2 separate regions of the Homo sapiens genome follow, and region 2 is linked to region 1. The links are chromatin loops, found by intact Hi-C in ENCODE. Cell type or tissue: CD4-positive, alpha-beta T cell. All regions are shown on one strand. Each heading gives the region's core, and the rest is flanking DNA. Links, peaks and the distances in the headings are about the cores only. Region 1 overlaps PIK3CA (phosphatidylinositol-4,5-bisphosphate 3-kinase catalytic subunit alpha). Region 2 has its middle 10 kb from the start of ZNF639.

What was found. Peaks named below come from ENCODE experiments on the same cell type or tissue, not always from the same donor. Only the 100,000 strongest peaks of a DNase experiment are listed, where the experiment ranks them.
Region 2: it touches region 1 in a loop (2.4-fold over the local background); 4 of 110 quality-filtered maps call a loop at or near these places.

What each region holds. Positions count from the first base shown.
Region 1 is chr3:179,190,555-179,199,627 of GRCh38, forward strand. PIK3CA (phosphatidylinositol-4,5-bisphosphate 3-kinase catalytic subunit alpha) reads left to right here. Exons shown (of 21, transcript NM_006218.4): 2 at 8,196-8,623. The coding sequence starts at 8,272. Among named protein-coding and RNA genes, the nearest start is that of PIK3CA, 47 kb to the left of the region's middle. In CD4-positive, alpha-beta T cell, for the core only: no CTCF peak of the experiment used is centred there; a DNase peak (open chromatin) is centred at 5,737.
Region 2 is chr3:179,308,186-179,317,258 of GRCh38, forward strand. No RefSeq gene overlaps it. Among named protein-coding and RNA genes, the nearest start is that of ZNF639, 10 kb to the right of the region's middle. RefSeq lists an enhancer at 1,509-1,558. In CD4-positive, alpha-beta T cell, for the core only: a CTCF peak has its summit at 8,001; a DNase peak (open chromatin) is centred at 8,086; H3K27ac peaks cover 158 bases.

The DNA.
Region 1 (9,073 bases), core at 1,074-9,073:
CAAATGTAGAGGGAAGTTTTGTTCTCCTGTTCCAAATCAGACTAAAGATTCATTTGGTAATTTAAAAATCAGAAAAGCTTTTTTTTTCTCTCTCTCTCTCGTTAATGGGTTGTAGGGGGGTGAAAGAACCGTCTCTGTCTCCTCTGGAGGCTCAGTATTTGAGTCCAAGAAATAAACTTGACAGTAGACAGATTAACAGGAGAAAAGGCATGTAAATGTATCGTATGCATATGCATAGGGGTCCTACAAAGTATGAGACTCAGATAAGGGCCAGACGGCTGAAGCTTAAATAGTACTTTTAGCTACAGAAACAAATATGGGCTTAAGGCTCCTGGAGGGTGAGGGGAAGAACTGTACTGTGAACGAAAATTGTCTTGCTCTGCGGATAAAGTCTCTCAGATAGTAGCCCTCAGAAGAATAGGTGAAAAGTCTGTATGGGCCTGGTGTCTTGGGTGTGCGGACCTCTAGTCTCCTCTCCTGTGATAGGAGTTAATGTAAATTCCAGAGATGGGGTTCACAATTCCATTCCTTCTGGAGGAACTTCCGTCTTGATAAGGGAAACTTCAGAGAAAGCCCTTTCTTCACTTGAGGAGAGAAGATGAAGAGACAGAGGTACAGGGGAATGTCAGACCTTGGTTCTGATGCTGCTTTTTTAGTTCAAAGAACTCATCATGTCAAAGTGTCATACTTTGGGGTATAGTTTCCTGACCCCTAACATGAGCAAATAAAGAGATGTAACTGAGTTAGCCACAAAACTATTTTTTTCTGTTGGCTCTATCCAAAAATGAGAGTGGAAAATGTTCTGTGAACATATATCTAAAAGTATGGGTAAAACTTGTTTTACAAACTGTTGGTCATTCAGCAAACATTTAAACAGCTTCTATACTTGTGGAACATAAATAACTAGAAAATACAAGCTGCTTATTTTAGCAAATTGTGGCTGTTTGCATTGCTCAGGCTGCCAGTTGTGCCAATTGTGCTGAGGTATGCTTCAAAATAACTTTCTTTCTTATTTTTAATGACTTTTTAATGCAGGTACAATATCGATGTTTTAAAAACATAAGTATTTGGTGTTTTGTTTTGTTTTGTTTTGTTTTTTGAGATGGAGTTTCGCTCTTGTTGCCCAGGCTAGAGTGCAATGGCGCAGTCTCGGCTCACTGCAACCTCTGCCTCCCAGGTTCAAACAATTCTCTTGCCTCAGCCTCCCAAGTAGCTGGGATTACAGGCTCCCGCCACCAGGGCCCAGCTAATTTTTGTATTTTTAGTAGAGACGGGGTTTCACCATGTTAGCCAGGCTGGTCTCAAACTCTTGACCTCAGGTGATCTGCCCTCCTCAGCCTCCCAAAGTGCTAGGATTACAGGCATGAGCCACCACGCCTGGCCTAAAAACATAAGTATTTTAAACATAATACACTTTTGAAATTGAAACCTGAACTGAAATATATAAAATATACTTTCTGCATATTTTAAAGTAGTTAAGCCAGAAAACATCTTAGGCTGTATTTATAGAGACTGGTAATCCATAGTCAAGTAATAGTTTTCTGTACTCTGCCTTGGAAATACTGATTCCAGAATATTGTAGTAGATTTTCATTGCCACATTTTGAGATGAATATTAGCAAAAGGGCATATCCAATGATGGCAAAAATGAGATGGTAAACTATCTTGCCTGAATTATGGTTGAAGGAATTGGTGGAAAAAGACCCAGGGGAAATTCTAATAGCTTTCAAGTATGTGATGAGATAGAGAAAGTGGAACTGAGGGAATGAACAAGATAATTTAGGAGTAACTATGTTTAGGGATAACTTCAGAATTACTCCACAAAAAGTTCCCTGTCAGGCAGTAAGCTCCCAGCAATGAAAGTACCCACTTAAATCACTTCTGAGATACTTTCCTATTTCAAGATTTTAACTTAAGGGCTTAAAGAACTTAGGTTGACACTGTATAGGACTGTAGTTTGCAGAGGCAGGGTTTGGGATAACTTCTTAGCCACTGGGCACTTATGCGGTTGATACCAGGTAATTCTAATACATTACAGGGATCAGCAAACTTTTTTTCTGCAAGATGCCAGATAGTAATATTTTAGGCTTTGCAGGCCATATGGTCTCTATAGCATCTGCTCAACTCTGTTGTTGCAGTGCAAAAGTATTGTTGACATTATGTAAACACAGTTTGTTACCTGTGTTCCAATAAAACTTTATTTACAAAAGCAAGTGGTGAGTTGGATTTGGCCTGTGGGTCATGCTTTGACGACCCTTGCCTTAACTAATGAAATCTAGAAATAGAGTTCTAATGTAAATATAGAAAGGCTTTCAATCTAGGGATTAAAAATCGAACTGTCAAGATGTCATTGTCTTCTTGGTCTGAAAGAGTACACATCAAGTGTTCAAAATAGTGAATTGCCCAATGAATTAAGAAACCTTCCAGTATAAAAGTCAAATGACAATGGAGAATCTGATACTGTTTTTTACTCTTTATTTCTGCTACTTAACGTTGTTCTTAAAGGCGTCGTTACTTCTGCTGGGTAGTACTGTCTACTCAGTTGGACTGCTGATGCAGACCCAGTCCATACCAACAAGTTAACACAGGTTCAGGCCTTCTGAGAACCAAAAGATTTTTAAGTACTTCCTTCCTAAATACAGTAACTTTTAACAGTAATTTTAACACCAGAAGCAAGAAGTAAACAAAAATCTCTGATGATCGAGGCATCTGTTGTCATATATTTTGTGCTCCTAAGGTCATACAGCAGAGCCTCTTGTATTATCTTTTGGTCTGTTGGCCTTTAGTTTATAGTTTGTAAAATGGTGGTCACATGTCAATGCTGACTAGAAGAAGGAGATGCTACTGTAATCAGGCAGGTTGGCCTTCGCTGAGAAGTGACCATTGATTGCTAGAAAACAAAGAAATGGGAGGCATTCAGCAACCTGGGGTTGTTGGTTTTAGGACCAGAAATGTACCCCCAAGTCTCCACCAAATTTCTCAATAATCCTGAAGAGTTTTGCTGTTTGTGTTTTAATATAACACAGTAATTGGTGCTTGTAATGAGGACTATAATTCATCAAAAAGGTAAATTGTGAATTGTGCACACGCACACACACTCTTCTAAGCAAATGGGACTGCTCTATTTTGAACAGTCTTCAAATTGAAATAACTTATTTCGATATGTAGAAAATTAGGATAAGCAAAACCAATTTATTTACTCTTAAGAGTTCCAGATAGTAGTGATTTGTCAGTATGCATATGAATCTTTAGTCCTGGCATTCTGAACTCAAAACCTCAATAGAGTGGTTTCTTGACCCTTAAAGTGTTTTATTTTTAGTAAATACATTTTTAATTCTGTGACCTCAAACCTCCAAGCTACATTATGATTTCATAATTTTATAGTGATTTATCCCCCCATTGCTTTAAATTTAATAATCCCATCCTCTTTATTGGTATTTAATTTTTTCTGTAGTCTAAAGGCCCTTTTATTTAAAATGTTATATATTCTGATTTCTTAATTTTAGGGATTTTTCTCTAGACAATTGAGAATATGTAATTTTTACACTTTAATGTTCATTTGATTATAACCTACACTTGAAAAGCAATTTTTAAAGAAATCTGAGAGAATTTAAAAATCATTTTAAAAGCATCATGTCATTTTTAGCTCAAAATACTTCAGAGAATTTATTTTATTTTATTTTTTTTGGAGACAGGGTCTTGCTCTGTTGCCCAGGCTGGAATGCAGTGGTGCCATCACGGCTTGCTGCAGCCTTGACCTCCCAGGCTAAAATGATCCTCCCACCTCAGCCTCCTGAGTACCTGGGACCATAGGCATGTGCCACCACACCTAGCTAATTTGTTTGTTTTTTTGTAGAGATGGGGTCTTGAGCCCAGGCTGGTCTCGAACTCCTCAGCTCAAGGGATCCTGCTGCCTCAGCCTCCCAAAGTGCTGGGATTACAGGTGTGAGCCACAACCCCCAGCCCAGAGTCTCCTTTTTACTAACGGTGTACAACATAAAATTCAAACTCTAACATGGTTTTACATCTGGCCCCTACCTACCTTTTGCCTCTCCTTCTTTGTCACATACTCCACCTGTTCCCATGCACTTTAGACTCAAGTAATGAAAAACAGCTTGTATTGCTAGGAACAGGCCGCATTCTTTCATGGTCTGACTTTATACACACTCTCTTGTGGCAACCTAGAACACCTGTCTATAGGCTCTCTTACATCAGGCCATACCCTTTCTGTGAAATTTTTAATCTGTAATATTCTACTGAAACTTTACCTCTCTGAAGCCTTCCCTAATCTCCTCAGGCTTTTCCATTGTTCATATTCTGTCTTGTAACAGTTATCACATTGTTAAAGTCGTTCCCCAGTAAACTATGAGACCCTTAACTGTGGAAGGGAAGGCATCTTTTTAACCTTTGTTTTTGTGCCATACTTAGCCTAGAGCCTGACATTAAGCAGGTACTTCTCAAAAAAAAAAAAAAAAAACACAGGGTAGAGACAGATAACAAGGGATTCCTGACACCTACGCTGTAGATAGCTATAACATTTCAATAGGAATCTTGGGAATCTGGGGAACTGGAAGCAGCTGGGAAAGCACCGGCATCTGAGCCACTCAGTACTCTTCCAGGCTTGTGTGTGAGCCTTGCCACCTTCAGGTATTAGCACTTGAAATCTAACTTCTTTATGAAGCTCCTTATTTACTTGCCTTCTCGGTGAAAAAAAAAAACAACAACAAAAACCGTTTCCTTCCCCATCTGGTGCCAGCACTGTATAATTCCTAATAAGCTTGAAAAGATAATGTTGGCAATACTTTACAAGTTTATTGCTAATGTTTAACATTTATTAGGTGCTTGCTGTGTGCTGATCTCTGTGCTTACATATTTTTCATATATCACTTCATCTATCTTCACAACAGTCCAGTGAAGTAGATGCCATTATTATCCCAATTTCACAAATGGGAAAAATGAGATTCATTGAGATAAATTAAACTACCCAAGGCCATACAACTATAGACTAAGGGGGCCAAAATTTGAATCTAGTGTAGATTCAAATTAGAGCTCATTCTCTTATTCACTACTGGGGAATATTGCCTGGCCATAACTGAAGTCCAAATAACAGCATGGTTATAATATGGGCTTTAAAATAATCTAGACCTGGATTCAAAATCCATTTATTGGAGGCAAGTGACTTCACTTCTGATCTTCAGTTTTCTCATATGTAAAATGATAATATCTACCTCAAAAGTGTTACTGCCCACCCATGTACATGGTACATACTAAAAAAGCAAATGTTAGTTCCATTTGCCACTTCTACACTTTATGTGAACCCTGGGGGTAATGGTTTGTACAGAATAAGGCCTGGCATGAGAAGACAAAAACCATCTGACAAATAAAAAAGCTGTCATTCTGTCTACCAGAATGTCAACCAGTGCCTGCCTTCCAGGATCAACAAGTGTTTTATTACCATAATCACATTTATTCTCTTAATGAAAAGGGTGTGTCTTGAGTATTTAATAGTTAATTACCCATAAATATACTACAGTAGAATAAGGAATAAAACCAGTGATCTGTCTACTATAGTAACTAGGTTTCTTTCTTGGTAATACTTAGGGAACATATGAGGGTTCCCTGTGGGTTGTTATTTATTATATAAAATAGTTGCTCTGGTAGTTCCATAATAGAGACCTGTCAGTGCCATTCAGCAGAGAAAAATCATAAACACAGCTGCTGTTTTTGTGTGGCTTGTGGTTTTGGTTTTGTTTTCATTTGAACTTTTTTATGCAGGCATGTCATCATTTAAAAGTAGTCATTTGGCGTTTTCCCTTGCATTCTTCAGATTTTTTGTAGGCTTAAAAAAATTTAAGTCACTTCTATAATTGTTCATACAGATTGATCCATCTGGTCTTTTTACTAGCCAATGAAATTTTTGACATGTAGGAAAAAGGACAATTATTTTAAATTCTATAATTTCAGTGGATCTCTTTTATAAGTTTGAAGAAAAATAGTTTCAACTATCAAAAAATATTTTTCTTATATTCTTCATTGTTTCCTGTTAATTTCTGTATTTTCGTGGGGGCTAAAAAGGCTAATAATTTCTGCTATTCCTACTCTTCACATCCTTTGTGTGTTATAACTCTGAAGCATACCATAATTATTTGTTTGCAACCAAGAATTGGTACAGCATAAATGTCTAATCAAATTAGGCCCTCTTGCTCTCTTTAAGTCACACTGGCTATGAGGTGGAGGTGGATTATAGGGGGCAGGCATCAATTCAGGGAGACCATTTAGGCCTTTGCAGTGGTCCAGACAAGAAATATTGATGGCCGGCCCAAGGTACTAAGAGTGGTATTTGAAGAATGTAGACAGAATAAAGAGAGAATTAACGAAGCTTGTTGATGGGTTAGATGTTGATTGGTGTGAGATGGAGAGAGGAGTCAGGGATGGCAGGTTTCCTCTCTTCTTTCTTGTTGTGTTTGTTCAACTCTTGCTTATCTTTTTTTTTTCTTTGTTTTTTGATGGAGTCTCGCTCTGTCGCCCAGACTGGAGTGCAGTGGAGCGATCTCGGCTCACTGCAACCTCTGCCTCCCAGGTTTAAGTGATTCTCCTGCTTCAGCCTCCTGAGTAGGTGGGATTACAGGTGCATGCCACCACGCCCAGCTAACTTTTGTATTTTTAGTAGAGACGGGGTTTCACCGTGTTGGTCAGGCTGGTCTCAAACTCCTGACCTCGTGATCTGCCCACCTCAGCCTCCCAAAATGCTAGGATTACAGGTGTGAGCCACCATGCCCAGCCACTTATCTTTAAAGGATTAAGTTTATGTTTCCTACTATGGGAAACCATCCCACCCCAAACTTGATGACCGCATTATGTGCTTTTATAGAACCTGGCACTTCTCCAGGATAGCATTTATTCTGTTTTGTAAGTGTGAATGTAATTACCCTACACACAGCATACACATAATCTTCATATTCTTTGCCTTGTCTTGTGAAGGCAAGGGCCATGTCTATCTTATTCGTCATTAGATTCCCACATCCAACATAGTCCTGGGGACAGCACCAATGCACTTTTGGTGCATAAGCAAATAGTGTCATTTATAGCTCTTACCTACAATATCTGATAGACTAATCAAATATAGTAGGTTATCTGGGCCTTTTTGATTCATGTCTCTAGCTTAACTTTCATTTTTTTCTTATTTGGTATCTCTCACTTTGCCTTTTGATATACTCTTACAGTTTCGCTCACTGAGTAAAAGAAAATATAAACAGCAAGAAGTAAACTTGTGTTTTATGGATTTTGATAACATCTTCTAAAAGACCCCCCAAGATTGTTGATGTCTAAAAAAATTAAGGGCCTTCAACTCATAATAATACTTAATAGTTCTTAAAATATTACAAACTGATTGGAACATTGCACTAACAGAGAGAGTCATGGATCTTATTTATGTGTAGATTCATTTCAGTCAGAAGTATTAGGACTGGTTTATTTGAGAAAGTAAATAGATCATTACAAATTCATCGTCATACTTCAAGGAAAATTCATTGATGACACTTTCTAATATTGTGACTATATACCTAAATCATACTTTAAGAACAGAATGTCTAAGATATCACCTAGATAAGAATCAATACAAAAAGAAAAAGGAAAATTACAAAGATTGATTTAAGAAAGACAAAAGACTAAGCCATAAAATTTCTCATTATTACAGGTTGAGGGCAGGGAGTGAAAAAGGAAAAGGATTTGACTTCTCTAGGCATGGTTTTACTTATTTTAAAATAAGAGCAGTGGACCCATGATCTGAAAGATTGTTTCTGGCCTAAATTCTGTTTTTCCGTAAGATAGAAGAGAATGATAAAGGTGATATGCAATGGGAATTTTGGGTTGAATTGCAACTTACTTTTCATTCTTCCCATAGCCTCATCTCTGTCTTGATGAAACCTTAGAGAATCCACTCAAATATAGTGTTTTCTTAAATGACTTTATTAAATTTAATTAAATACAAATGGTTTTTCTAATCTCTGCTGAAATAAATTCTTTGTAGCCTAATTTAGAGCAACAGTCTAGATTAGAATACTTAAGATGAATTATTACTACTTAGCCTAATCAAGTCAAACTATGGAAAATGAGTTTTTACATTTTAGCAGTGTTATAAATGTATTCTTCTGTAGTTGTGTCTCTTTTAACATATGTTTTCCTTCTTTGATTTAGGTTTCTGCTTTGGGACAACCATACATCTAATTCCTTAAAGTAGTTTTATATGTAAAACTTGCAAAGAATCAGAACAATGCCTCCACGACCATCATCAGGTGAACTGTGGGGCATCCACTTGATGCCCCCAAGAATCCTAGTAGAATGTTTACTACCAAATGGAATGATAGTGACTTTAGAATGCCTCCGTGAGGCTACATTAATAACCATAAAGCATGAACTATTTAAAGAAGCAAGAAAATACCCCCTCCATCAACTTCTTCAAGATGAATCTTCTTACATTTTCGTAAGTGTTACTCAAGAAGCAGAAAGGGAAGAATTTTTTGATGAAACAAGACGACTTTGTGACCTTCGGCTTTTTCAACCCTTTTTAAAAGTAATTGAACCAGTAGGCAACCGTGAAGAAAAGATCCTCAATCGAGAAATTGGTATGATACAATATCCTATTCTAAAATGCAAATAACCATAAAGCTTAACTGTTGTCCCTTTCTAAAATATTTCTGTCTAAACCAATACCTTCGTAATCTTAAATAGCTTTCTAAATAAAAATCATAAATCTAAAGTATGTTTTACTATCGAACTATGGAACTATTTTTAACACCTTGATATTATTCCATAAGGTTTTATTTAAGAAATGTCATTTGTGGGATGACTTAGATTTGTTATATCTCAGTGTTGTTATTCTTTTAAAAATGATTGATAGGAATGTTTGCTGCCTTTGCTCTAAATTGCTGAATATATTATTTTTTATATATTAAAAATATTCAGGACTGTCAACTTTTAATATATATGCATTCATCAAAAATTTGTTTTAACCTAGCGGTACTTTTTTTACTTTATTGTGATCTTCCAAATCTACAGAGTTCCCTGTTTGCAAA
Region 2 (9,073 bases), core at 275-8,274, 120 kb after region 1:
ACTCTTGCCTGTTGTGTCTAATTCAAACCTTTCCAGAATTCTGCTATGAAAATCAGCCTGCTTCTTGGGAGTCACCCTCCTATAAGCAGTTAGATTTAAGAAAATGAAAACCAGCCTTACTGGTAATCAGCCTGTGATATTCCTAACAGAACATGAACAATGTTTCCAAGGAATATGAGCAAGGTCATAGAAACAACTTTTCTATGTAAGAACATACCACAGTTGCAGAAACACCAACAACCTTGGCCCAGTGTGGTGGCTCACACCTATAATCTCAGCACTTTGGGAGGCCAAGGTGGGAGGATCACTTGAGACCAGGAGTTTGAGACCAGGCCAGGCAACATAGCAAGGGAGTTTGAGTCCAGGCCAGGCAACATAGCAAGACCCCTGTCTCTACAAAAAATAATAATAATAAAATAAAAATAAAAAATAGCCAGGATTGCTGGCACACACCTGTAGTCTTAGCTACTCAGGAGGCTGAAGCAGTAGAATCCCTTGAGCCCAGGAGGTCAAGGCTGCAGTAGGCTATGATTGCACCTACTGCACTTGAGCCTGGGTAACAGAGCAAGATCCTGTCTCTAAATAAATAAGTAAAACTTTAAAAAAAAAAAAAAGACTAACAATCTTTTCTTCTAAGTGACTGCTGCTTTGTTACCAATGACATCCTCAGTCTGAGTTTGTTCCTCAGCCTCCTGAAAAAAATGTCTGAGATATCCAATTGCTGAAATTCCCCCACTTCTTGGCTATATCCCACTCACAGTTGGCAGCCCAATTCCTAATCCTTATGCAGCACAAATCTAGTCCTATAAGGAGCCCCTGCCTGTTCCCTATGCTCACTTACTGAGATGCTTCCAAGGTTCCTCTGAGGTGTATTCTCCCTTGCTGCAGCAAACTAAATGAACATAACTTGTTTAACTCCAGTTGTGTTCCTGGTGATCCCTGGCTGGTGGACTTTGACAGAACTTGGCTTTCTGTGGTCTGCTAAGTAAGTTAACTCTTGTATTAAATATATCCATTTTGCAGGTTCTGAAGTATTCATGACCTCTCTCCCTCTAATGTTGACACAAGTTACATTCTCTGTGTCCTTTTTCTCCCACTTGTATGTGAACCAATATGTTACTGTTGAAATTGAATTTCTATCACTTGCAACAGCTACCTGATAGTGTTACTAGCAGACAATACACTGAAACAGGAATCATAAATGAATAAATCTGAAACCCTGTGCTATGCAAATAAGCTATGACAATGAATTTACAGTATATGGTCTATCCCCAGATTGGCTCCTTCTATGAAGTGTCTGACCTGCCTACTAAACTCCAACTGTACATCAAATTCAACAAGACCAAAACTTAACTCATCCTCTTTCCCCAGCAGACTTGCTCCCCATCCTGCATTACCTATGCCAGTTAATCTGCCACTTAGTCACACAAGCCAGACTCTGGGAATTCCTTCTAGACTGTTCCCTCTTCCTCACCTCCAAACACTCTGTTATAACCAAGTTCTGACTCTTTCACTTCCTATTTCTTGAATTTGTCTGGTTCTTATGTCCTTAATACCATTGATCTATTTCAAAGTCTTTATCTTCTGCCACCTAGAACAATGCAATAGTTTCTAACTCTTCCATCTCCAGGGAAACAACCCTTATTCCACATCACTGTGGCTAGAAATCCGTTGCTAATGCACTGTTGCTTGTACTAGAATACAAATGCAATGGTTATTCCCCCATTTATCAATGGCTTCCTGTTGGCTATAAGACAAAGTCTAAGCTTCTTAATAAGCCATACAAAACCCTCTCAGACCTGGTCCCTGCCCATTTTGCCTGTCTCTAAACACATTCAATTTCAAATTTAACCCCTTCTTCCAGAAATGTCAAGACATGTATGTTACTCATTGTCTTTATTTATGCATTCCCTTTGGCCAATAAACTTCCCCCTCTTTGTCACTTAGCTGATTCCTACAAGTCCTCCAAGAAAACTTCCCTACCCTGCATCCCCCCACCCAGTAACATGTCCAATCCAGAAGACTATTAGTTTATCGTAATCTTTGAGAACCTTTGTTTTATTCAGCTTTGTATTCCTCAGTGAGTAGCATAACCACAGGCATATAATGTGCATTTTATAAATAATGTTGATATTTTCTAACATGGATAATCCTATGAGATGGGAATTATCAACACTCCTCTTTCTCCCTCTCTCTCTCATAAATTTAAGAAGGCTGTTTTATGAATTTGTAAATACTGCTTTTAGTGAATAATAACACATCAATATTGATTTATTAGTTGAGACAAGTGTACCGAAGTTATGTAAGATGTCAATAATTGTTAAAACTAAGTGAGAAGTATTAGATAACTCTCTGTACTATCTTTGCAATTTTTCTGTAAATCTAAAGCTATTCTAAAAATAAAAGATTCATTTTATTTTTTAGAGATGAGGCCTAGCTATGTTGCCCAGGCTGGAGTTCAGTCGCTATTCCCAGGTGCGATTATAGCCTTGAACTCCGACCTCAAGCGATCCTCCTGCCTCAACCTCCCAAGTAGCTGGGACTACAGACATGTGCCACCACACCTGGCTTGGAAGCCTTATTTTAAAAATGGATCAAGGATTTGGCAGAAAACAAAAATAATTTTGAATTTGTACTATCCATAGATATTTGATAAGAACTGTTGCTTGCTATAAATAATGTTAGCAAAAGCTTACAAAAAATCAAATAGATATCTATTAAGTTGTTTTACTTTTTCTATTTTTAGTGTATCTATGCCATTAAATTTGAAGTGTATTTTGTATTTGTTTTTTTAGAAATGGGGGCTTCGCTATGTTGTCCAGGCTCGTCCTGAACTCCTAGACTCAAGTGATCCTCCTTCCTCAGCTTCCCAAAGTGCTGGGATTACAGGTGTGAGTCACTTTGCCCAGCCTGAAGTGAATTTATTATAAACATAACATTGTTGGATCAATTTTCTTAATCTGCTCTGACAACCTCTCTCTGTTAATAGCATATTTAGACCATTTGCATTGAAAGTAATTATTGATATGTTAGGGCTTAAATCTGCTATTTAAATTTTGTTTTCTGTCTGTTTCCTCTGTTTCTCTTTTCTTAACTTCTTGTGGGTTATTTGATTTTTAATTTTTTTCTCTTGATTTATTTGTAGTGTTTTTGAGTATATCTTTTTGTGTAGTTTCCTTAGTGTTTGCTCTAGTTATTGCAATATACATATGCAACTTACCATAGCCTACTCATATGAATGGTGTTTGACAAACTCACTTGATGTTTGACCACTTTGAGTGAAATGTAGAAGCCGAATTTCATTTAGGTCCCTTTACCCTCTCCATTTTTCAAATACTATTATCTTCTGCATTTCCTCTTCACATAATGAGCACCAAATTGCATGTTATAATCTTTGCTTCAACACATAAAAACACTTACACACACAAACACACCTTGTGCATATGTGATTTCATATTCATGCTAGTGTGTTTTAAGGATAAATTTCTAGAAGTGAGATTTATTAATCAAATGGCAAATTTATCTGTAATTTTGCTAGTATTGTTCAAATCTTGCGTCAAGGGGTGTATCATTTTACATTCATGAAATTGCTTATTTCCCTACAATCTCTCTAAAAGAGTTTTTGGTTTTTTGTTTGTTTGTTTTTTAAGATAGGGTCTCACTCTGTCACCCGGGCTGGAGTGCAGTGACATGATTTCGTCTCCCTATAGCCTTGATCTCCCAGGCTCAAGTGATCCTCCCACCTTAGCCTCCAAGTAGCTAGGACTACAGGCACGTGACACCACGTCTGGCTAATTTTTGTAGAGATTGGGGTTTCGTCATGTTGCCCAGGCTGGTCTTGAACTTCTGAGCTCAAGTAATCCCCCTGCCTCGGCCTCCCAAATTGCTGAGATTACAAGCCTGGCCCGCCACGCTCAGCCTAAATTGTTTTATTTATGCCAATGTGCCAGTGAGAAGTGAGAGCTCAAGGTAGTTTTAATTTATATTCAAATTCTTATGAATTAATTTAAGCATTTAAAAAATACATTTAAGGGCCATCTCTCTTTATAAATGGTTTTGTCTCCATTTTTATTTTTATTTTATTTTATTTATTTATTTATTTATTTATTTATTTTTGAGACAGAGTCTCGTTCTGTTGCCCAGGCTGGAGTGCAGTGGTGCGATCTCGGCTCACTGCAAGCTCTGCCTCCCGGGTTCATGCCATTCTGCCTCAGCCTCCCGAGTAGCTGAGACTACAGGCGCCCACCACCACGATGGGCTAATTTTTTGTATTTTTAGTAGAGACAGGGTTTCACCGTGTTAGCCAGGATAGTCTTGATCTCCTGACCTCGTAATCTGCCCACCTCGGCCTCCCAAAGTGCTGGGATTACAGGGGTGAGCCACCGCGGGAGCTTTCTGATAGCCCCTTATAACTAACTCTGCCTACATGTATTTCATCGATCAGACCTGCATCTTTATTCTTCTTCTTCTTCTTTTTTTTTTTTTTAAGACAGAATCTTGCTCTGTTGCCCAGGCTGGAGTGCAGTGTCATGATCATAGCCCACTGTAATCTCAAGCTCCTGGGCTCAAACCAGCCTCCCAGCTCAGCTTTCTGAGTAGCTAGAACTGCAGGCATATTCCACCATGCCCCACAAGTTTTTTAATTTTTTGTGGAGATGGAGCGTCTCTATGTTGCCCAGGCTGGTCTCGAACTCCTGGGCTCAAATTTCTGGCTTCAAGCCATTTTACCACCTCAGCCTCCAAAAGTGTTGGGATTACAGGCATGAACCACTGCACTCGGCCCAGACCTGCAACTTAATACCACCCTTATCTGTAAGAGAGGCTGAAAAACATAGTTTTTTAAAAAAATGGTCACACTGTAGTCCTCAGTAAAATCAGGATTTAGTTCACAAGGAAGAGAGTGAGATGTATGCTGCTTAGGGAACTCTCAATCTTGGTTTAACCTTTAATTTTCACAGGTCCTTACAGGGAAAGAAAATTAAGCAGCCAGAGAAGCAAGAAATATTACAAGTGATAAGCTAGGAAAGTATGATCAAATTACCTGTGTTGTACTTAATAATGTTTTGTTTCTCCTTGAAAAATATGAATTTCCTGGCCGGGCGCGGTGGCTCACACCTGTAATCCCAGCACTTTGGGAGGCCGAGGCGGGCAGATCACAAGGTCAGGAGATCGAGAACATCCTGGCTAACTTACGGTGAAACCCCGTCTCTACTAAAAATACAAAAAATTAACCGGGCGAGGTGGCGGGCGCCTGTAGTCCCAACTACTCAGGAGGCTGAGGCAGGAGAATGGCGTGAACCCCGGGGGGCGGAGCCTGCAGTGAGCCAAGATCGCCCCACTGCACTCCAGCCTGGGCGACAGCGAGACTCCGTCTCAAAAAAAAAAAAAAAAAAAAAAAGGAAGAAAAATATGAATTTCCTTATTGTAATGGAGCCAAATAAATTCATAAAAACAGATCCTCTTTGTCCCTATAAAGCTAGTTACTCTATTTTAAATGTTTGTCTGCTTTTTTGCAAACTGGCAGAGAAAGACTCAGAGATGCAAGATTCTTTACAATGCAGATCTTTGGAGTTCTGTTCATAACAAAACTTTTTACATTTAAAAGAAAAATATATAAATTCATCTTTCACAAATCAATGGCATGAAAAAGTGGGAAGGGTTTATTCCCGCTTAAATGAAACTAAAGAGATATGACAACTAGGTTTGATGTATGGACCTCGTTTAGATCTTGGTTTTGAACAACCAACTGGAAAAAGACATTTGCGGGACAAAGAAATATCAGTACTAGAGGATATTAAGGAATTAGCGTTATTTTTTGTTAGGTGTGAAAATGACTGATGTTCACGTAAGAAGATATAATGTTTTATAGAGAAGTACATAGAAGTAAAATGACCTGATGTTTCCTTCAAATGCCACAGAAGCTGGGTGCAGTGGCTCATGCCTGTAATCCCAGCAGTTTAGGAGGCCAAGGGAGGAGGATTGTTTGAGATCAGCCTGATGAACATAGCAAGATCCTGTCTTTACAAAAATATTTTAAAAATTAGCTAGGTCTAGTGGTGTGAGCCTGTATTCCTAACTGCTCAGGACGCTGAGGCAGGAGGAGCGATTGAGCCCAGGAGTTCAAAGTTACCAGTGAGCCATGATCACACCACTGCACTCCAGCTGGATAACAAACTGAGACTCTGTCTCTAAATAAATAAATACATAAATAGCCACAGGAAAGAGATAAAAAGAAAGAAGAAAGAAGGAAGGATGGATAGAGGAAGAGAGGACAGAAAAAACAGATACGGCCAGGCGCGGTGGCTCACACCTGTAATCCCAGCACTTTGGGAAGCTCAGGCAGGCGGATCACCTGAGGTCAGGAGTTCAAGACCAGCCTGGCCAACGTGGCGAAACCCCGTCTCTACTAAAAATACAAAAAGTAGCCAGGCATGGTGCCATGCACCTGTAATCCCAGCTACTTGAGAGGCTGAGGCAGGAGAATCACTTGAACCTGGGAGGTGGAGGTTGCGGTGAGCCAAGATCACACCATTGCACTCCAGCCTGGGCAATAAGAGTGAAACTCAGTGTCAATAAAACAAAACAAAACAAAACAAAACAAAAAACAAAAAACAGAGAGATAAACCAGTAGAAGTATAGCCAATTTTTTATAATTATTGAAAACTGGGTGCTGAACACAGAAGTTTCATTTATTATTCTCCCTATTCTTCTGTGTGTTTGAAAAAGCTTATAAAAGCCATAAAAATACCCAAAAGGCATGCAGATTAAAAACGGAAAACATTCATTTAGCGGGATTATGGTCCAAACTACCCTTTGGATATACTAAACCTCATCATTTTTATGAGCAAATCAATTATACATAATCCATTTTAAAATTCTTAAATAAAGAGATTTTACATCCATGAAGAGCAGAAAAACTAAGGCCGGTATTCACTATCATGATGGTCCTCTTTAAAGCTTTTCTTTTTCTTTTTCTTTTCTTTTTTTTTCTTTTATTTTCTTTTTGTTTTTCTTCTTTTCTGAAACAGAGTCTTACTCTGTTGTCCAGGCTGGAGTGCAGTGGTGCGATCTCTGCTCACTGCAACCTCTGCCTCCTGGGTTCCAGCTATTCTCATGCTTCAGCCTCCAGAGTAGCTGGGACTACAGGCGCCCACCACGCCTGGCTAATTTTTGTATTTTTAGTAGAGATGGAGTTATACCATGTTGGCCAGGCTGGTTTCAAACTCCTGGCCTCAAGTAATCCACCCGCCCCGGCCTCCCAAACTTCTGGGATTATAGGCGTGAGCCACCACATATGGCCCTCGTTTTTCTTTTCTTAATGGCTTAAAAATACCTGAAAACCTTGTAGCTTTAAGGGTGACTAAGTAAAGCTCATTTTAATGCTAGCTTTGTCCTTAAGATTCCACATCAATTTTCCGATTCGAAAATAAAGATTTTAAACTTCAAAACATAATTTTGGAAGGAATTAAAAATGAGAAAAAATGCCTACTAAGTAAGCCTTTTGCTATTAGGCAAACACACAGAATAAACTAAACATTGTATGAAGATTTACACTGTGCTAAGGATTTCATGCACTCCTTCCTTTTGTCCTTCATTCATACAATGCATACTTATTAGGAAATTACTGTGGGACAGTACCTTGCTAGTTTTTTATTAGACACACAAATTTTCTACCTTCACAGAGCATACAGTCTACCAGAAAAGACACCACAGAGTCTTGTTCACCTACCCTGACCCACCTCACCCCCACCTTGCCCCAGCAAGGAGATTGTTTTGTGTGTGTGTGTGTGTGTGTGTGTGTGTGTGTGTGTGTGTGTGATTAGCAATTATTACAAATAAGTACACCTTTGAGGTTGTTTTAAACTCTCATTAGCAATAACAGGAAAAACAAAGTGGCTAAGTTGGGCTACTCAAAGTTTGGACTAGATAAACTCTGGATATGCTTGATCATCAAAAGCAGCTCCGTTGGTTACCATTTAGTATGTGGCACCACTTGGTGTAAGACTTGAGAACTGCAACATGAAAATTACAGTTCTAACAGATTTACAAAGATTTTCAATGTGTCCTTACAAGACTGTCAGAAAAGAAAGTAAAACAGCCCGCTCCACAGTGGCTTAGAAGACAGTCATGAAAGAAAGTGAAAACAGCCACAATGGCCACCACAGTTATCTTGAAAATAGTAGGCTTTAATAAATGCTTCTTAAATGAATCCAAATGAAATCCAAAGGCACATTACTGAACTATAGATTTTTAATAGATTCTGTTCTTTAGACTCAGACTGTGGCTGAAGAAATGCATAAATTTAGCCCTTGTAACTATCAGGATAGGCTAGTGATTCTGAAATAACAAACAATCCCCAAAGCTTAACAGTTTAACACAATAATGATTTGTGAAGGGGTGGGTTGCCCCTCCACACCTGTGGGCATTTCTCTTTAGGTGGAACGAGAGACTTGGAAAAGAAACAGACACAGAGACAAAGTATAGAGAAAGAAAAAAGGGGGCCCAGGGAACCGGCGTTCAGCATACGGAGGATCCACGCCCGCCTCTGAGTTCCCTTAGTATTTATTGATCATTATTGGGTGTTTCTCGGAGAGGGGGATGTGGCAGGATCATAGGATAATAGTGAAGAGAAGGTCAGCAGGTAAACATGTGAACGAAGGTCTCTGCATCATAAACAAGGTAAAGAATTAAATTTGTTTTTTGTTTTTATGTGTGGGTTTTTTTTTTCCAAGTCTCGCTCTGTCACCCAGGCTGGAGTGCAGTGGTGTGATCTCGGCTCACTGCAGCCTGTGCCTCCCTGGTTCAAGTGATTCTCCTGCCTCAGCCTCCCAAGTACTTGGGATTACAGGTGTGCGCCACCATGCCCAGCTACTTCTTTGTATTTTTATATTAGGGACAGGTTTTCACCATGTTAGCCAGGATGCTCTCAAACTCTTAGCCTCAAGTGATTCACCCACCTCGGCCTCCCAAAGTGCTGAGATTATAGGCGTGAGCCACCACGCCCAGCCTAAATCTGTTTCTTCATATGCTATGGGTCCTGATGACTCCATTCAGTGGAAGGGAGGGCTAGAGA